2 separate regions of the Homo sapiens genome follow, and region 1 is linked to region 2. Evidence: read pairs that join two places in POLR2A ChIA-PET (ENCODE). Cell type or tissue: B cell. All regions are shown on one strand. Links, peaks and the distances in the headings refer to the core of each region. The heading gives the core; the rest is flanking DNA. Region 1 has its middle 34 kb from the start of CEP19. Region 2 has its middle 10 kb from the start of LINC01063.

Region 1 (12,859 bases), core at 4,589-9,588, 53 kb before region 2:
AGATCGCACCACTGCACTCCAGCCTGGGTGACAGAGCAAGACTCCGTCTCAAACAAAAACAAAACACTTCAAACAATGTTACTGTAACTCCTTCTATTTTCCTGTTTTGTGTTTCACTTATCACCAGTTTTTGTCACTCATAGTCTTTTCAGCTCTGTGTCCATTGTAAAAGAGGGGGACTTGCCCCTTTCGACTAATATCGACTTTATGTCCCTCCATTAAGAAAACCTTGGCCAGGCGCGGTGGCTCAAGCCTGTAATCCCAGCACTTTGGGAGGCCGAGACGGGTGGATCATGAGGTCAGGAGATCGAGACCAGCCTGGCCAACATGGTGAAACCCCATCTCTACTGAAAATACAAAAAATTAGCCGGGTGTGGTGGCGGGTGCCTGTAGTCCCAGCTACTGGGGAGGCTGAGGCAGGAGAATCACTTGAACCCGGGAGGCGGAGTGTTGCAGGAAGTCACCAGCTGAAGCCATGACAGAAGAACGTGGATTGTGAAGATTTTATGGACATTTATTAGTTCCCCAAATTAATACTTTTGTAATTTCTTATGCCTATCTTTACTGCAATCTCTAAACATAAATTGTGAAGATTTCATGGACACTTATCACTTCCCCAATCAATACCCTTGTGATTTCCTATGCCTGTCTTTACTTTAATCTCTTAATCCTGTCAGCTGAGGAGGATGTATGTCACCTCAGGACCCTGTAATAATTGCATTAACTGCACAAATTGTACAGCATGTGTGTTTGAGCAATATGAAATGTGGGCACCTTGAAAAAAGAACAGGATAACAGCAATTGTTCAGGGAACAAGAGAGATAACCTTAAACTCTGACCACATGTGAGCAGGGCAGAACACAGCCATATTTCTCTTCTTTCAAAAGCAAATGGCAGAAATATCGCTGAATTCTTTTTCTCAGCATGGGACATCCCTGAGAAAGAGAATGCACCCCTGAGGGTGGGTCTATAAATGGCCCCCTTCGGTGTGGCCCCCTTAGGTGTGGCCATCTTCTATGGTCGAGACTGTAGGGATGAAATAAACTCCAGTCTCCCATAGCGCTCTCAGGCTTATTAGGAAGAGGAAATTCCCGCCTAATAAATTTTGGTCAGACCAGTTGATCTCAAAAGCCTGTCTCCTGATAAGATGTTATCAATGACAATGGTGCCCGAAACTTCATTAGCAATTTTAATTTCACTTTGGTCCTGTGGTCCTGTGATCTCGCCCTTCCTCCACTTGCCTTGTGATATTCTATTACCCTGTTAAATACTTGATGTCTGTGACCCACACCTATTCGCACACTCCCTCCCCTTTTGAAAATCCCTAATAAAAACTTGCTGGTTTTTGTGGCTTGTGGGGCATCACGGAACCTACCGACATGTGATGTCTTCCCCAGATGCCCGGCTTTAAAATTTCTCTCTTTTGTACTCTGTCCCTTTATTTCTCAAGCCGGCGGACGCTTAGGGAAACGAGAAAAGAACGTACGTGATTATCGGGGCAGGTCCCCTGGTAGCAGAGGTTGCAGTGAGCCGAGATCGTGCCACTGCACTGCAGCCTGGGTGACAGAGGGAGACTCTGTCTCAAAAAAAAAAAAAAAAAGAAAAAGAAAAGAAAAGAAAACCTTTCTGGGCTGGGCACAGTGGCTCATGCCTGTAATCTCAGCACTTCGGGAAGCCGAGGCGGGCAGATCACCCAAGGTCGGGAGTTCGAGACCGGCCTGACCAACATGGAGAAACCCTGTCTCTACTGAAAATACAAAAAAAATTAGCCAGGAGTGGTGGTGTGCACCTGTAATCCCAGCTACTCGGGAGGCTGAGGCAGGAGAATCGCTTGAACCTGGAAGGTGGAGGTTGCAGTGAGCCGAGATCATGCCATTGCACTCCAGCCTGGACAACAGAGCAAGACTCTGTTTCAAAAAAAAATAGTCTTGGCCCTTTGAGTTTGACAAGAGGCTAGCTGGATCCTCACTGGAGACTAGCGTTTCATTTGTGTCAAGTGAAATGGAGTAGTACCGAAAAGGTCGGAGATCTGGGGCTTCGTCAAGTACACAGAACACATTTGAAAACTGTTCCTGTACCTGCCTGATAGTAAACATGATGTGCATATGGCTCTGTCTGGGCTGAGACTTGCTTCCATCATGCCATGATGTTTGGGTCAGGACATCTGTGGACCTCATCTGTTATCTACCAACGATTATAAACGGACAAATTGCCTTAAGTTGGTTTCACAGTATTTTGTTTACATCCCACTTCAGAGAAAATCCCTCCAGCAAATATACCTGCATCTCCTTCCTTCCTCCGTGAGGGAAAAGTCCAGGTGTGGGAGTTGGGGAAGAGTCACCTCTGTCCTCTCTCCAGGTTTCCCACTAGCTGGAGGAAACATCTCCCTCCTTTCTTTAATTTACAGGTTCATTTCCTGAGGCTCCTTTCTGGCTTTCTCACAGAGAGTAGCGTGTTTTCCACACAATGTGTGTTTGCTAAAGAGACCTGCAAGTTTTTCCAAGCTAGATAGTAACACATAGGCAATTCACTTTTTGAAAACGACTGATACAAAATGCGTAAAACAACAATATCCTTTAAAATATAAGGGCTGGGCACGGTGGCTCACACCTGTAATCCCAGCACTTTGGGAGGCTGAGGTGGGCGAATCATCTGAGGTCGGGAGTTTGAGCCTGACCAACATGGTGAAACTCCGTCTCTACTAAAAATACAAAATTAGCCAGGCGTGGTGGTGCATGCCTGTAATCCCAGATACTCAGGAAGCTGAGGCAGGAGAATCGTTTGAACCTGGGAGGCGGAGGTTGCGGTGAGCCGAGATTGTGCCATTGCACTCCAGCCTGGGCAACAACAGTGAAACTCCATCTCAAAAAAAAAAAAAAAAAGATAAAATTGCAAAGAAAAAAAATCTATGTCATCATTATAGGGTGGTAACTTTTACACTTATCTTTCTTTCTAAGGAGATTCTAAGTCCTGAAGAGTCAGTCTCAGACATTACGATCCCCCTCCTCAGGTGCTTTGGACCAGGCTTTCGTCATATGCTGTCTACAGTATTATCATTGTCTAGATTGGTTGCGATTATTCCATAGTCATTTTTATTTAACGGACGTACAGCAAAGTGCATCAATTTGAAGTGTACAGTTCAATGAACGTTGACACAGATGTACACCCCTGTGGGCACCAGCACACGTCTCCAGCACCTCCAAAAGGCTGCCTCATCCCCTTCCTTGTCAATACCAAACCCCCAAAAGGGTGAACCACTGTAACTTCTACCACCTTAGATTGCTTTCGTCATCTTGAATGTAATTGAATAAAACAGTATATACTTGGCCAGGCGCGGTGGCTCACGCTTGTAATCCCAGCACTTTGGGAGGCCGAGGCGGGTGGATCATGAGGTCAGGAGTTCAAGACCAGCCTGGCCAAGATGCTGAAACCCCGTCTCTACTAATAAGACAAAAACAAAACAAAAACAGTATATACTTTTTGGCATCTGGTTTCTCTGCTCAACGTGGGGCAGTGAGATTCATTGACTCTGTGGCATAAAATGGTACTTTCTCTTTTGTATTGCTGTGTGGTATTTCTATATATGAATATATTACAGTTTGGTGATTCAGCCCTCTGTGGATGGGCTTTTAGGTGGTTGTCAGTTTTTTATTACTGTGATAAAGCTGCTAAAAGTGTGTACATGTCTTTTGGGGGATTCATTTTCCTTGGATAAGTACTAGGAATGGAATTGCTGGGTGTTAGTATAAATGGTGTCTTAAAGATTTTTATTTTCTAGTTGATTGTAGAAGCATGTACAAATACAGTTGGTTTTTGTATACTGACCTTCCTTCTAGCAACTGTGCTAAATTCATCTGTGAAATCGCATCATTTATTTGCAGATTCTTTCAGACTTTCTATGTATGTCGTCACGTCATTTGTGAATAATGACAGGTATTTTGCTTTCCAGTTTTTATTCCTTCCCCCCCTTTCTTGACAGTAATGGCTAGAACCTCCAGTACACTGTTGGGTATTGGTGGTGATGGTACATATCATTACCATGTTTCTGATGTCAGGGGGAAGTATTCAATATTTCAGCATTCAGTTTGATGATACCTATACCTAATTAAAATGTTCTTGTGTTTTAGAATAATTTCAGAGTCACAGAAAAGTTCAGAGTCACAGAAAAGTTCTGCAAAAAGTGCTTTTTGCAGATGGATACTATTTTTGCAGTATTTCGCAAAAACCTTTTGCAGGTGGATACTATTTTATTATTATTATTTGAGATGGAGTCTTGCTCTGTTGCCCAGGCTGGAGTTCAGTGGCATGATCTTGGCTCACTGCAACCTCTGCCTCCTGGGTTCAAGTGATTCTCCTGCCTCAGCCTCCTGAGTAGCTGGGATTACAGGTGCCCCCCACCACGCCCGACTAATTTTTGTATTTTTAGTAGAGACAGAGTTTCACCATCTTGGTCAGGCTGCTCTTGAACTCCTGACCTCATGATCCACCTGCCTCAGCCTCCCAAAGTGCTGGGATTACAGGTATGAGCCACCGCACCTGGCACAGATGGATACTATTTAATGAATTAAAAAATCTTCTATTATTGGTTTCCTGAGTGTTATTACATTAACAGGTATTGAATTTTTTCAGGTGCTTTTTTGCATATTGAGATGATTACATGATTATTCTTTTAGTCTGTTCATGTAAAATTTGTGTTGATTGACTTTCAAATGTTATACTAATCTTGCATTACTAGAATAAACCTGGCATTACTGAGCAAGGTGTGAAGTCTTTTTGGGGTATATTGCCAGATTTGCTTTGTTAATATTTTGTTGAGAATATTTATATCCAAGCTCATTAAAGAGGTCGTCCAACAATTTTCTCTTTTTGCAATGTCTGGTTTTGAGTCTCGATATCAGGATTTTGCCCACCTCATAAAACATGTTGGAATATATTAACTTTTCCTTTTTTTTTTCTTTTTTGAGACAGAGTCTTGCTCTGTCGCCCAGGCTGGAGTGCAGTGGCGCGATCTCAGCTCACTGCAACCTCCGTCTCCCAGGTTCAAGCAATTCTCCTACCTCAGCCTTCCGAGTAGCTGGGATTATAGGCATGAGCCACCATACCTAGCTAATTTTTGTATTTTTAGGAGAGATGGCGTTTCACCATGTTGGTCATGAACCTCTATCGTTTTAAAAAATTTCTGAAGAATATTAATATTTTTCTTTCTTCAATATTTTGAGTCATTCACTAGTAAAGCCATCTGGACATGGAGTTTTCTTTGTAGAACGGTTTTAATTACAAATCTAACCTACAGGACTATTCAGATTTTATTCTTTCTTCTCATCTCATATTTATTTACTTGTATTTTCCAAAGCCTCTGCTGATTTCATCTAAATTATTCAAATTATTGTGCAAAGATAGTTACAACATCGTATTATCTTCTATTGTTGTAGGGTCTGTAGCAATATTCTCATTTTAATTCCTGACATTGGTAATTCATTTTTTTCCTCTTGAGAGTTTACTAAAATTTTTTTGTTTTAGAATAATTTCAGAGTCACAGAAAAGTTCTGAAGATACTACAAAACGTTTCCATATACCTCTCACCCAATTTGTTTATCCAATACATTTGTCAAAACTAAGAAAACAACATTGATACATTGCTATTAATAAACTCCAGACTTTACTCATAGTTCACCAGATATTTTCATTAGTGATCTTTGTTTCTTCCAGGATCCAATCCAGAATACTGTATTGTGATTAGTTATTACTTTCTTAGGCTTTCCTTGTGTTTCATGACCTTGATAGTTTTGAAGAGGACTGGTCAGATATTTTGTAGAATGTATTTCAGATTGGGTTGTCTTGTATTTTTCTCATTATAGGACTGGGGTGATGGGTTATTGGAAGGAATACCAGAGGTGATGTGCCGTTCTCATCACATCGTATCAAGGGGTACATACTACTTGCATGACACCATTGGTGATGTTAACCTTCATCACTCGGTTCAAGTAGTATCTGCCAGGTTGCTTTACTGTGACGTTACTATTTTTGCCTCTCCATATTTTATTTTTTGGAAGTACATCACTAAGTCCAACCACACTCCAAAGTTGAGGGAGGGCAGCAGAGGAGGATAAGATTCACTTCCTAGAATGGAAAGAATCTACACACATTATTTATAATTCTTCTTTCCCACTTATTAATTTATTTAGACATTTATTTATATCAGTATGGATGGATACAGAGCAAAACAGGAAAGGGTGGAGAAGGGATCTGAAAGTAAAGAGGCAACTGACTGGCACTAGGGCTAAGCCAATATTACTTGTTTTCTAGTTTCTTTGAGATTCTGAGCCCAGAGTCTGGACTAATGTGTCTGTTGGATGATTAGATATGTGGCAAACTGATGTTCTGTGTCATCCAGCTTTGAGACTAAGAACAGAAATGGCCTATTGTGTTATAGTATGTGGCAAATGCATGGGTGACACAGGAAGAGAAACTGATTCCTCTTTCAGGAGCACATTAAATTAAGAAAAATGAAGACACAGAAAACAGCTTATATGATACATATGCCACACACCCTTCTTGTCATTGTCCAAATGCAGCACAGAGAACCTTGACCCAGTGCTGACGGGAGTAGTTCAGCACTCAGCTCTCAGGATACTTGGGGGAGTCAAGAACAGTGGAGGGATGGGGGATGGAAGTGAAGAAAAGTAACTTGTAAGTGACAACCAATGAATTAAAAATATAGCTTTGTATGTATCCCCAGAGCTAAGCAGTGCCTGGCACAGAGCAGCAGCTTGGTAAATATTTGCTGAATAAATGAATGTCTTAGGGATTTGCTCAAACAAGGAGTAAGATTTCTGTGTATTTGGACTTTAAATAAGCCTCAAGCAAATAAATGCATCTTTCTAGAAGTGAACAGACCTAAAAGGTTTATGATGTTGAAATCATAAGGGAAGACCGAGCTGTAATTCCCTGATTAGGACATCAGATTTGAGGATGTGGGGGTGGGTGGTGAAGCTCTAGTTTATTGATACCAAGAAACCAGTGGGCAGTTCCCAAGCAGAGTGCCCTTTGTCAGCTTAGAAACATCTAAACTTGTCCTGATGTTGCTGTCAGCTGGCTTGAGGGGTGGGGGGCAGATTCCAGCCTATTTTAGGGGTGTTAGGAAAGAGATTCCTGGTCAGTATCTCACAGGTAGGTGCTGGCACCTGGATGAGAAAGAGAGCTGAGACATACCCATCTTAGAGGGCTCAATAGCCCTCTAAGTCCAATAGTCCAATGACTTTGTGGCTATGAGTTAGCTGAAACCCTCAGTGATAACAAACAAAATCCACATAGGTGTTCTCACAGACTGGAAGCTCACAGTTATAAACAATCAGATAAAGGTTGTGGGGACAGGAAGGGAAGGCTGCTTCCTCATCACCTCTGGGCCACGGGCAAACCAAACACCTCCACATTGCTCCCTTTCTTAACTAAGCTGACCCCTCCCACTCTTTCTAATTTTATTTACAATCGATATTTTATTTATAAATATTTCTAATATCTGTCTAATTCACTCAGATAATCTAACAGAAAGCTCTTAGAATCACAGAACATTAGACTTGCAGGAAACAGTAGAAATTATCTAGTTCAACCTCCTTATTTTGTAGGTGAGGAAAGTGAAGCCCAGGAGGGCAATGCTTAGCTCAAGGGCATGTTTCGTTAGAGTCAACCTAGGACTGTAACCTCAGTGCTAACGCCCAGTAGAAAGCCATCTCTGTTATTCTGGTGCTGCTCCTCCACCTTGAGTAACCTCAGAGTGGATGCAACAGCCAGACCGCAGGCTGACCTACCTTTCCACCTGCGGAAGCTCAGGAACTGACAGTGGAAAACTTAACAACAATAAAAAATAAAAACGGGGCCGGGCGCGGTGGCTCCCGCCTGTAATCCCAGCACTTTGGGAGGCCAAGGCAGGCAAATCACGAGGTCAGGAGATCGAGACCATCCTGGCTAACATGGCGAAACCCCGTCTCTACTAAAAACACAAAAAATTAGCCGGGCGTGGTGATGGGCGCCTGTAGTTCCAGCTACTTGGGAGGCTGAGGCAGGAGAATCACTTGGACCCGGGAGGCGGAGCTTGCAGTGAGCCGAGATCGCGCCACTGCACTCCAGCCTGGGCGACAGAGCAAGACTCCGTCTCAAAAAAAAAACAAAAAACGTTGATTTTTAAAAATCATGTATCTAGCAAAAGGCTTCTTGGGATTGGGAAAAACAGTATGTTCCACAGGAAGATAGAAATTGTGAACTGGCGATGACTTAAAGGATTGATACCATTCAACCAGCAACCCTCCCTCTCTTGATACAAGTTCCCAAAGTAGGCTATACTCCATCATCTCAAAAAAGGTGATGAGCCCTGTCATCTACTACCAAAAATTAAACAGGATCTAGAATTTAACATTGAATCCCAGTAACATGGCAACATAGTAGTAACGCAACATTAAAATGCCCTCTGAGAATGAACAAACCTCACAACATCAAAACCCAGGTACCGCTTAAGGCTTAACAAAGAAGCCGTGGCGGTCGCCATCTTGGATACCACGCGCCGGGAATACAGCTCCTCAAGTGACTGAGTGATGAAAACCGCAAACTCGGCCAGGTGGTGGCTCACGCCTGTCATCCCAGCACTTTGGGAGGCCGAGGTGGGCGGATCACCTGAGGTCAGGAGTTCAAGACGAGGCTGGTCAACATGGTGAAACCCCGTCTCTACTAAAAATACAAAAAATTAGCCGGGCGCGGTGGCGGGCGCCTGTAGTCCCGGCCACTCGGGAGGCTGAGGCAGGAGAATGGCGGGAACCCGGGAGGCGGAGCTTGCAGTGAGCCGAGATCGCGCCACTGGATTCCAGCCTGGTGACGGAAGAAGACTCCGTCTCAAAACAAGCAAACAAACAAGCAAAAAACCCCACAAACTACAAAAGTAAACAACAGTAAGTGAAACTTTTTTTTTTTTTTTTGAGACGGAGTCTTGCTCTGTCGCCCAGGCTGGAGTGCAGTGGTGCGATCTCGGCTCACTGCAAGCTCTGCCTCCCGGGTTCCCGCCATTCTCCTGCCTCAGCCTCCCGAGTGGCCGGGACTACAGGCGCGTGCCAACATGCCCGGCTAATTTTTTGTATTTTTAGTAGAGACGGGGTTTCACCGTGTTAGCCAGGATGGTCTCGATCTCCTGACCTCGTGATCCGCCCGCCTCGGCCTCCCAAAGTGCTGCGATTACAGGCGGGAGCCACCGCGCCCGGCCAGTAAGTACAACATTTTGCAAGGACTGTGGAGAGATTCACAAGCTAAGAAATCAACACTGGAAAACTAAGCCCCCCAAAAGAAGTAAAATTTGTTCATGAACTCACAAAAATACACCCAAGAAGGACACTTGAAAATGAAATGAAAAAGGACTGAGTGGGTACAAATTGGGAGAAAAAAAAGATTAAATAAGTCAGGAAGGGAAAAGACGATAAATTCAATGATGGGCTAATGGAATTTGATGGCAGTCACCAGAGGCTGAGCTGCTCAAGCAAGTATCAGCTCTTTTCTTCCTTTGAAGCCTGAGAAACAAATTGTGCCTATTTATAAGATTTTAAATGCCAAAAAGAGGAGACTACTAGAGTTAATAGCCATCGAAAGAAAAAAAAACTGAGTTGTTAAAGTATTTCACTGTTGGTCTAAATAAACTTTGAAAGTATGAACAAGGATGTCCTACCTGCTGGGTGCTGGAGCAGGGTTGACAGGGAGGAGAGTGGGAGACCCAAAATACCCATAGAAAGGTGAATAGCTGCAGAACTGCGCCCACCATGAGAGCCTCAGTAGAAGCACTAGCAATCAAAAGTAAATAAAGCACATTTTAAAAAAGACTTTGTACTTTCATACGCAGAATTATATTTCAGCCACTGAATTAATATATGCCACTTTCTTATTTGTGAACACATGCGTTATGCAAAGAGTTCTTTTATTTTTAAACGTAACTTTTAAAAAAAAGTATTTGGGGCCGAGTGCAGTGGCTCATGCCTGTAATCCCAGCACTTTGGGAGGCCGAGGTGGGCGGATCACCTGAGATCAGGAGTTCAAGACCAGCCTGACCAACGTGGTGAAACCCCATCTCTACTAAAAATACAAAATTAGCCGGGCAGGGTGGCGCATGCCTGTAATCCCAGCTCCTCAGGAGGCTGAGGCAGGAGAATCACTTGAACTCGGGAGGCGGAGGTTGCAATGAGCCGAGGTCATGCCATTGCACTCCAGCCAGGGAAACAAGATCGAAACTCCATCGCTCGTTCTCTATATATACATATATACATATACATATACATATATATATACAAAATATACAAAAAATTAGCAGGGCATGGTAGCGGATGCCTGTAGTCCCACCTACTTGGGAGGCTGAGGTGAGAGGATCGCTTGAGCACGGGAGTTTCAGGCTGCAGGGAGCCGAGCTCATGCCACTGCACTCTAGCCTGGGCGACAGGGTGAGACCCTGTCTCAAAACACACAAACAAAAACTAAAAATAGAGCTAGCATCTGATCCATCAATCCCACTGCTAGGTATATACCCAAAAGAAAGGAAATCTGTATATCGAAGAGATACCTGCCCTCCCATGTTTATTGCAGCACTATTCACAATAGCCAAGATTTGGAAGCAACCTAAGTATCCATCAAAAGATGAATGGATAAAGAAACTGGTCCATATAGACAATGGAGTACTATTCAGCCAAGAAAAAGAATGAGATCCTGTCATTTGCCACAGTATGGATGGAACTGGAGGTCATTGTGTTAAGTCAAATAAGCCAAGTACAAAAAGACAAACTTCACGTTTTCATTTATTTGTGGGAGCTAAAAATAGTAAAACAGTTGAATCCCCGGAGATATAGAGTAGAATGATGGTTTCCAGAGGCTGGAAAGGGTGATTGGTCAGAGAGAACTGGGATAGTTAATGGGTACAAAAATACAGTTACAAACAATGGAGCAGGCGCGGTGGCTCACACCTGCAATCCCAGCACTTTGGGAAGCCGAGGTGGGCTGATCACATGAGGTCAGGAATTTGAGACCAGCCTGACCAACATGGTGAAACCCCATTTCTACTAAAAATACAAAATTAGCCAGGCACGGTGGCGCATGCCTGTCATCCCAGCTACTCGGGAGGCTGAGGCAGGAGAATCGTTTGAACCTGGGAGGCAGTGGTTGCAGTGAGCCAAGATCGCGCCATTGCCTTCCAGCCTGAGCAACAGGAGAAAAACTCTGTCTCAAAAAAAAAAAAAAGAGAGAAAAAGAAACAATGGGCTGGGTGCAGGGGCTTATGCTACTAGCGCTGTGGGAAGCCAATTTGGGAGAATGATTGAGCCTAGAAGTTCAAGACCATCCTGGGCAACATAGTGAGACGCCATCTCTACAAAAAATTTAAAAAATGGCCGGGCTCCGTGGCTAACGCCTGTAATCCCAGCACTTTGGGAGGCCGAGGTGGGCAGATTGCCTGCGGTTGGGAGTTTAAGACCAGCCTGGCCAACATGGTGAAACCTTTTCTTTACTAAAAATACAAAAATGAGCCTGACATGGTGGCGGGCACCTGTAATCCCAGCTACTCGTGAGACTGAGGCAGGGGAATCGCTTGAACCCAGGAGGCGGAGGTTGCAGTGAGTCCGGATTGAGCCACTGCACTCCAGCCTGGGCGACAGAGTGAGACTTCGTCTTGAAAAAAATAAAAATAAATAAAAAATATTAGCCGGGCGTGCTGGTGCACGCCTGTAATCCCAGTACCCAGGAGGCTGAGGTGGGAGAATCATTTGAGCCGAGGAAGTTGAGAAGGCAGTGAGCCGAGATCCGGCCACTGTGCTTCAGCCTGGATGACAGAGCGAGACCCTGTCTCAGGGGAAAAAAAAGAATGAATGAATAAAATCTAGTATTTAATAGCAAAATAGAGTGACTACAGTCAACAGTAATTTACTGTATATTTTTAAATACCTAAAGGAGTATATTTGGATTGTTTGTAACACAAAGAAAAGATAAATGCTTGAGGTAATGGGTACCCCATTTACCCTGATGTGATTATTATACATTGTGTACCCGTATCAAAATATCTCATGTACCCCATAAATAAATACACTTTTCTGTACCCACAAAAGTTAAAAATAATAAATTAAATCAGGACAGTGGCCATAAAGAAATAAAAGAAGAAAAATTAGTTTCCTGTTAGGACAACTGTAGGAAGCGGAGCTGGGGAGGCAACACTGACTTGCATTCAAAAGGAAAGCATGACTTTTTTTTTTTTTTTTTTTTTTTTTTTTTGAGAAACGAGTCTCACTTTGTCGCCCAGGCTGGAGCGCAGTGGCGCGATCTCGGCTCACTGCAAGCTCCGCCTCCCGGGTTCACGCCATTCTCCTGCTTCAGCCTCCCGAGTAGCTGGGATTACAGGCATCCACCACCACGCCCGGCTAATTTTTTGTATTTTTTAGTAGGGACGGGGTTTCACCATGTTAGCCAGGATGGTCTCGATCTCCTGACCTCGTGATCCGCCCGTCTCAGCCTCCCAAAGTGCTGGGATTACAGGCGTGAGCCACTGCACCCGGCCGAAAGCATGTGACATTTTTGAAAAGTTAGAGAATTGAAGGGCATTTCCTTTTCTAATCGACTGTTACGATCAAAGTGGAATTTTTGTTGTTGTTATCGCTCTTTCAGAGGAAGGATGTTCTACAAAGTGAAACACAGGCAGTAGAGGAAGATGATATTGTTCAAGAAATCTAGATCAAGAAAGTCAGGGTTCGCTTGAAACTTTTAAGAGAAGTTTCTTGTATAATCTGAAAATTTCAGGAGAGGTGTCATTAGCAGAAGACGGTTTAAACACAGTCCTTCGCACAGATTTCTCAAA
Region 2 (8,816 bases), core at 1-5,000:
AGTGGCCTATAGGTGAAATTTGATAATACTAAATTTGAAATCTTTCTTTCTTTTTTTTTTTTTTCTTCGTTGAGACGGAGTCTCACTCTGTCCCCCAGGCTGGAGTGCAGTGGCGCGATCTTGCCTCACTGCAACCTCTGCCTCCTGGGTTCAAGCGATTCTCCTGCCTCAGCCTCCCGAGTAGCTGGGATTACAGGTGCCCACCACCACACCCAGCTAATTTTTGTATTTTTAGTAGAGACAGGGTTTCACCATGTTGGCCAGGCTGGTCTCGAACTCCTGACCTGATGATCTGCTGCCTCAGCCTCCCAAAGTGCTGGGATTACAGGCGTGAGCCACCGCACCTGGCCTAAATTTGAAATCATTTCAATGAAATGATACTTCTTTCAATCTAGGGTCCTCTTGATCACATGGATTGGCTGAAAATTATTAATAGAAAATTTGTAAAAGAAACAGACTCACATAGACTTTGTTCTATGAGCAAAAATGCCCTGTTCAGCAGTGGTGTGGCCTCTCTGTGCCTCCATTTCCACATCTGTAAAATGGTGATAATAATAGTTGTTGTGAACAATGAAACAAATCAATCCTGTAAGCCCTTAGACACAGCGCCTGGTGCATATTAAGAACTCTGTGTTTATTGTTCTAACTGTGATTGCAGGTTTTTATCATGTGGGGCAAAGGGAGATGTATTCTCAATGACCATGGAAGGGAAAGCAGCCTTGGAGAGCCATTTAGTTAAAATGAGATTACTTAACTCAGAAAATGTGGCATTCCCAAAACTTATTGAAATTTAGGGGGGGAAAGAGCAGAACTCTCTTTCCAACGTCTCAAGCCATGGTTTAGAGAGGGATCCACAGAGAACTATTCCACTTGGGAACCCACCACCAGTCCCAGATGCGGGGCCACCATTATCCTCCTGCCAGCCACGTCTACAGTGACTGTAAGATGGTCCACAGGCGGGGCCACCATTATCCTCCTGCCAGCCACGTCTACAGTGACTGTAAGATGGTCCACAGGCGGGGCCACCATTATCCTCCTGCCAGCCACGTCTACAGTGACTGTAAGATGGTCCACAGGTGGGGCCACCATTATCCTCCTGCCAGCCACATCTACAATCAGTGTAAGATGGTCCACAGGCGGGAAGAAGCAAAGGTGTTTAAGAAAAGCCTGTCTGCACGAATCGTCCGGGGAGAACATGAAGACATCCTGGAAGTAACCAAGAAAGCCCTATGAGGAGTGGAGGGGGTGTGCTGTCATAGGTCACAGGGATAGAAGGCTGAGGGTGGAAAGCAAGGAGAGATACCAGAGAGGTATCTCTGTCCACTGCATTGGGAGTTACCCAGCTCCCACAACCAGACTCAGGAAAGAGACCACAGACCCCTCCCTATCACAAAGGCGACCCCAAGGTGGGGAGATGCTGATGGGAGATCTTCACATCCTCGGACCTGCTGAAAGTCCATCCGGCGGAAACCAGAGTCTTTGACAGGCGCGTAGAGCGAGAAACAGAACTTGGGCTCTGGAGTCAGACCCTGGCTCGAATGCCCACATCCCGCCACCTGCCAGATGGATGAACTTGAGCAAGACACTCAGCATCTCCGTGCCTCCGCTTCCTCATGGTAAAGGCGCCTTTGGCACAGAAAGAACTCGGTAGGCGTCAGCTATTATTATTGCATGCCGACAATTTCATCTTCCAGAGAGTGGAGAAGTAGTAAGCGGAACTGCCACTCTGAACTAAATTTGGCCAAAAGGAGGAATTGGTTGGCAGAGTGGAAATGACAGGAAGCTTGGGAGAAAGCAACTGTGTCTTCTTCAAGTATATAATAGCGAGAGAAATGGCAGGGCCCAGTTAGACGTGGTCCCTAGATTTTACCAATTAAAAGAACATACCATGGCTTGAGACGCTGGAAAGATGCTCAAGAATTGAGTACTTCCTAAGAACATTCACTGTGCCCGTGAAATCTCAATTCAGTGAAAAAGGAGGAAGGGGCTTAAAGAAACCCTAAGGTTGCAGATGTTTGTGATGTGATTGTGGGAGAAGGTGAGCCTGAGCTGAACAGGGGGTGCTTTCGCCCGCAGAGGAACGTAAGGTGGAACAAATGGCAGCATGCTTCTGAGAAAGTGAAAGCCCCACGTGAATTGAGGCCCGTACAAGGGCTTCATAAAGTCATATTCAAAGCAAAAAAGGGGATACGCTGTTTGCGGTCAGTGTTGTCATGTTGGTGGGTGACAAGAGAAAGCAGAACTCCTCAATGTGTATTTTGCTTCTGTTTTTCCCTGTCAAAGGGAGCATTCTTAGAACTGAAACGCCCGGAGGAAAAGTTAACCCAAAGTGGCAGAAAAAACTGTGAGAGACCCCAGTATCTGTATATGAATTCCAGGAATCTGACCAGAACAAATGATTTTCCAGAGAGTGGGGAGTTTTGCAAATAATTTCCCTCCATGCATTGTCTAAGGGCTAAACCTCTTAGGGACAAGCATTTAGTACAATTTTCAAAAGAGTAAAGACACTCAGTTCCACACGCCTCAAGCCATTTTGTTTACTGAGTCCAAGAATCAAAGCCACTTATTAATGAGATGGCGGTGGTCACTAGGAGTCCCTGTAGGGAACTAAAGAACGTTTTGTTCTAAAGAACATGTTTTCTGGAACAAACTCACACAGTCAGTTGAATTCTTTGGTCATCTTTCCATGACACTCATTTGAAACATTTCCATTTTTGTCTATCTTTATTCCACTGAAATCTTTTTCACTAGGATCAATTATTTTTCATTTAATTTTTTTTTTTTTTTGAGACGAAGTTTCTCTTTGTCAGGCTAGAGTGCAGTGGCATGATCTCAGCTCACTGCAATCTCCACCTACCGGGTTGAAGCAATTCTCCTGCCTCAGCCTCCTGAGTAGCTGGGATTACAGTCATGCACCACCATGCCCAGCTAATTTTGTATTTTTAGTAGAGATGGGGCTTCTCTGGGTTGGCCAGGCTGGTCTCAAACTCCCAACCTCAGGTGATCTGCCCACCTCAGCCTCCCAAAGTGCTGGGATGACAGGCATGAGCCACTGCGCCTGGCCTAATTTAAATTTTTAAATTCAGTTTTGTCCCAGTGCGTGGTCCAAAAGTGCATCCAGTTGTGCAGGATGGGATCAGAGAGTGGAACTGCAGAGAGAGTCTATGTTGGCAGCAATCAGGAAGGGAGGTGCCGCCTGTACTGGGCCTGGAAGATGGCCCTGGCAGCTCAGCTTCCTCCTTCCCAAACAGGCCCTGGGCTGGGAGAGCCTCTTACTTGTTTCTGCCTCAACTCTAGTCTCTGTGCTTCTGCATCCACACCAAAGTGGAGAGAGATCCCCGTCTCTCCAAAGGCTGGGAAGTGCCCTGGTAACCAGGATCCTTACAAGAATTGTGAAGCAAGGCAGTGCCCTTCTCTGTTACCCCCTGGGAAGCCCAGACAGCTGGTTTGGTCTACAAGGGAATCTTTGTTTTTTTCAAGATGGAGTCTTGCTCTGTCACCCAGGCTGGAGTGCAGTGGCGTGATCTCGGCTCACTGCAACCTCCGCCTCCGGGGTTCAAGCAGTTCTCCTGCCTCAGCCTCCCGAGTAGCTGGGATTACAGGAGCCCGCCACCACACCTGGCTAATTTTTGTATTTTTAGTAGAGACAGGGTTTCACCATGTTGGCCAGGCTGGTCTTGAACTCCTGACCTCATGATTCGCCCTCCTCGGCGTCCCAAAGTGCTGGGATTACAGGTGTGAGCCACCGCACCTGGCCTACAAGGGAATCTTAAACTTGACTTGCCACACAACCCTCTGGTACTCTGGCAACTCCTGTGGACTCCTCAGAATCACGTTTTTAAATGTAGAAAATGAAATACATACTCAAGGAGAAGAAATAGACTACATTGAAATACAATTCTATCCATAGACCCCTTGAATCCATGGACTCCAGGTTAAAACGTCCTGAGAGGGCAGCAGATAGTAGTTCAGAATTCAAATGAAAGAGGTAAATGTATTATATAAGGTGAATGTTTTCAGAAGGGCCAACTAAGGTGGAAAATGAAAAGCTAACCTAAGTTTTATTTATATTCAAAATTTCATTTATTATTAAACATAAAAATTTCCAGATCAGCTCTAGTCCATTTACCCCTCTCACATCTTGATATTAACCTCAAAATTCAGGTTTCCCTGGGTGACTTAAAACTCCTTCATTTGTGTATTTAAAGCATTTTGGAATTGATTTTTACTTTCAAATTGTACTGCCTCTTAGAGTAATGAATTTCGTGAGTGTACAACCTTCTGCACGAGGTAATACTCCATTTTATTTATTTAAAGCATATCTCCAGGTGTAAGATGTCCTCCCTTTACTAACATTCTAGTCTATAATCAAACCGATCAGTTATTCATATGAAGATTATAAGTTCAGGCATCACATTTAATCGGTCCCGATATGACTGTTCTAGCTCACACTCCCAGCTCTTGATCTCTTCACTTCCCCTCCTTTAGACTTTGCCTGCCTTGCTGTTTTCTTGAGGCTGAACACTCACAATCAAAGGTAATTTTCCAAATGTGGACATAGAATGTGCGTTGCGTGGCCAGGCACGGTGGCTCACGCCTGTAATCCCAGCACTTTGGGAGGCCAAGGCGGGTAAATCACCTGAGGTCAAGAGTTTGAGACCAACCTGGCCAATATGGCAAAACCCCATCTCTACTAAAAACACAAAAATTAGCCTGGCATGGTGGCGAGTGCCTGTAATCCCAGCTACTAGGGAGGCTGAGGCAGGAGAATCGCTTGAACCCGGGAGGCGGAGGTTGCAGTGAGCGGCTGAGATTGAGCCACTGCACTCCAGCCTGGGCAACAGAGCAAAACTCTGTCTCAAAAAAAAAAAAGAACGTGCGTTATGATATATTATGTCATATCATAGGAAACAGTTGCCATCTGCAAGTTAGGCAATTTGAGGAGAGTTTAATAAAGGGACTAGTACCCAGTGTGGTCACGGCAAAGCGGGAGCCCAGGACTTGCCCCAAAGGGCTGTTACTTCCCTAGGTCTGGGGGAGGCAACAATGATCAGAGCCCAAAAGGTGAGAGTCCACAGGCGCCTGGAGAGGCTACTGGAGAAGCCCTGTGACCCCTGATCTAGGGAAGCAGCTCCCCGAGGAAGCCCTGCAGGAGGAAACCAGGGGAGCAAACACGCGACCACTCTCCCCTCCCTGACGGGGATCCCTGTTTAGGGACCCCAGCTAGAGGACAAAGGACACAGGTCTGCTGAGCAGAGAGCAGGGTGGGAGAGGGTAGACAGTGGATCTGGAAGCTCAGACGGAATACATCCGGCCCGTTGTGATTCTATGCAACAGTGGGATGAATGTTACCTGTTGGTTTTGTTTGTTTGTTTTGTTTTGTGTTGAGACAGATCCTTGCTGTGTCGCCCAGGCTGGAGTTCAGTGGTGTGATCTTGGCTCACTGCAACCTCCGCCTCCCGGATTCAAGTGATTCTCCTGCCTCAGCCTCCCGAGTAGCTGGGATTACAGGCGTGCACCACCACCCCCCGCTAATTTTTTTTTTTCTATTTTTTAAGTAGAGATGGGGTTTCACCATGTTGGCTCAGGCTGGTCTTGATCTCCTGACCTCGAGTGATCTGCCCACCTCGACCTCCTAAAGTGCTGGGATTACAGGCGTGAGCCACTGCATCTGGCCACCTGTTTTTTTTTGTTTGTTTGTTTTTTTAAACGTTGTCACCTGTTTTACTTCTATTATACTTTTCTAATATGTTATGTGCAGTAGCATCTTTGCACTGAATGTTCTTAAAGAGCCCTTAATGACTTATTCTTTGCCTTGCAATGTGTCATACTAGAAATAGAACTTAAATTATTATTTCCCGAATGTGTGACCAGGCATTTACTTACACCAAAACCTAGTCACTTTTCTTACTGTTAACATAGCTTCACACAATTTCCCCACAGAACTATTCCCATCAGTTTGACTTTTTATTACCTAAAATAACTTAATATTAGTCTCACTATTTATAGCCTATTATTTTTATACTCTCCTCCAGATAATGTATACAAGCAACTTAAAGTACAATCTGGACTAATGAGGACTCTTTTAATCACTAGTGATAGAAACCCAACTCAAACTGGTGTAGCAGAGGAATTGATCGGTTCATGTTACTAAAAAGTCTGATTTAAAGCAAGACTGGATCCACGCGCTCAAACAATGCTTTCAGGAATCTGTGTCTCCAACTCTCAGCCCTGCTCTCCCCTGACTCTACCCGGGTGGCATCAAGGGTGCGTTCTGGCAGTTTCGGGCCCATGGCCTGCTAGTCTAGCAATACCAGGGGGAAAGAGGCCTCTTTCAAAACAGTGCAGCAAAAGTCCCAGGACGGAACCCCCTTGTGTGACCTGGGGTCAAGTGCCTCTTCCGCAATCAGTCACTGTGGTTGGCGGGTGGGATGTGCCTATTTTTCTGGACTGACTCATATGCCGATTCCTGAAGCTCCACCCAAACGACATGGGCTCCTGTTGATGGAGTAGGCCCTAAAGAAAAGCAGGTGCTTTCATCAGAAGAGGGGTAGAGGTTGTACAGAGAAAAATCATGCTCATCTTCTTCCCAAGGTTAGTACTGATTCCTTAGAAGAGTTACTGTTTATACTTCATCCACAGAAGACCGTTGGTCTCCATCCCTCATTCCTGGTTTCTAAGCAACTCCCCGTTTACCAGAAAACAGCACTTGCAGTCCTAGAATATGTGTAGTTGCTTTTAGAAAGTAAAAAGGTTTTTGAAAGACTTTTCATTTTGTTCTGTACCAAGAAAAATTCTTCTGCCTTGGGATCCTGTTGATCGGTGACCTTACCCCCAACCCTGTGCTCTCTGAAACATGTGCTGTGTCCACTCAGGGTTAAATGGATTAAGGGCGGTGCAAGATGTGCTTTGTTAAACAGATGCTTGAAGGCAGCATGCTCGTTAAGAGTCATCACCACTCCCTAATCTCAAGTACCCAGGGACACAAACACTGCGGAAGGCCCCAGGGTCCTCTGCCTAGGAAAACCAGAGACCTTTGTTCACTTGTTTATTTGCTGACCTTCCCTCCACTATTGTCCTATGACCCTGCCAAATCCCCCTCTGCGAGAAACACCCAAGAATGATCAATAAAAAAATAAAATAAAATAAAATAATTACCAAAAAAAAAAAGGTTTTTGAAAATGTAAATAGATTACCTATAACAAACACACACGTTTCCCCATAACAGAGTTTCAATAGAATAAAATTCCCTCTTAATAGCCTGGTTGTCTTTTCCTGTAATTGCTTGTGTTTCCTGAGGAGTTCATTACAAAGACCAGCTGACTTGTCGAGTTGCATCGCAGTGCAGAGAGCGCCGGAAGGAGAGAGAAGCTCACACTTTAGATCCAGCTCTGTTGCTCACAAAGGGCCTTGTTTGTCCATGAGTAAAATGAGGTTGGACAAGAATTCCAAAGTTGATTCCAGCAATAAGAACTTAGAGTTCTATTCTGAAATATGTATCATCAAAGAGATAGGAGGGCAGGCATACCACTCATTTAGGACAGAGAGGTTAAGGTCCTCAGCCTGCAGCCATGGGCCACAGATGGGAGGAAGAGTTGCAACCCCAAATTTCACAGGCTTAAAGAAGTTTATGTGCATTAAAGGACGCAATCAACAGAGGGATAAGACAAACCATGAGACGGGAGAAAACATTTGTGAATCACACATCTGATAAGGAGTTAATATCCAGAATATATAAAGAACTTTTATAACTCAACAACAACAAAAACAACCTCATTTAAAAATGGGCAAAGGGCTTAAGTAGACAATTCTTCAAAAAAGATAAACAAATGACTAACAAACCTACGAAAAGATGCTCAACAGCACTAATCATTAGGAAAATGCAAATCAAAATCTTAATGAGATATCACCTTATACCTATGAGGATGGCTGCTATAAAACACACACACAAGGCTTGGCGCAGTGGCTCATGCCTGTAACCCCAGCACTTTGGGAGGCCAAGGCGGGTGGATCACGAGGTCAAGAGATGGAGACCATCCTGGCCAACATGGTGAAACCCCGTCTCTGCTAAAAATACAAAAATTAGCCGGGCGTGGTGGCTGGCACCTGTAATCCCAGCTACTCAGGAGGCTGAGGCAGGAGGATCACTTGAACCCGGGAGGCGGAGGTTGCAGTGAGCCAAGATCACACCACTGCACTCCAGCCTGGTGATAAAGGGAGACTCCGTCTCAAAAAAAAAAAAAACCAAAACAAACAAAAACAAAACAAAAACAAAAACAAAAAAACATACACACAAACCTGAAAGCAACAAGTGTTAGAAAAGATGTAGAGAACCTGGAAGTCCTGTGCACTACTGGTGGGAATATAAAATGGTGCTGCCAGTATAGAAAACAGTGTGATAGCTCCCTAAAACCTTATAATAAGAATTACCACAGAACCCAGCAATTCTGCTTATGGGAATATACCCACAAGCATTGAAAGCATCCAGGGGCTGTGGAGAGGGAGAAATAAATGTTTAGTGTATGGAGAGTTCATTCTGAAAGATGAAACACTCCTGGAGATTGAACAACAGTGGGGATACACTTAACACTGTTGAACTGTACTGTTACAAATGGTTAAGATGGTAATTTTTTGTTACATGTATTTTACCACGATTTTTTTTTTTTTTTGAGACAGAGTTTCACTCTTATCGCCCAGGCTGCAGTGCAATGGCGCGATCTCGGCTCACTGCAACCTCCGCCTCCCGGGTTCAAGCAATTCTCCTGCTTCGGCCTCCTGAGTAGCTGGGATTACAGGTGCCCACCACCACACCCGGC

The links. ChIA-PET counts read pairs that join two places held together with the same protein. Peaks named below come from ENCODE experiments on the same cell type or tissue, not always from the same donor. Only the 100,000 strongest peaks of a DNase experiment are listed, where the experiment ranks them.
Region 1: POLR2A ChIA-PET joins it to region 2 with 5 read pairs; 18 of 35 experiments call an interaction of 5 or more read pairs at or near these places.

Annotation. Positions count from the first base shown.
Region 1 is chr3:196,671,696-196,684,554 of GRCh38, reverse strand. No RefSeq gene overlaps it. Among named protein-coding and RNA genes, the nearest start is that of CEP19, 34 kb to the left of the region's middle. RefSeq lists an enhancer at 1,015-1,516. In B cell, for the core only: no CTCF peak of the experiment used is centred there; no DNase peak of the experiment used is centred there.
Region 2 is chr3:196,617,946-196,626,761 of GRCh38, reverse strand. No RefSeq gene overlaps it. Among named protein-coding and RNA genes, the nearest start is that of LINC01063, 10 kb to the left of the region's middle. RefSeq lists an enhancer at 6,479-6,548. In B cell, for the core only: no CTCF peak of the experiment used is centred there; a DNase peak (open chromatin) is centred at 2,171; H3K4me3 peaks cover 1,124 bases; H3K27ac peaks cover 460 bases.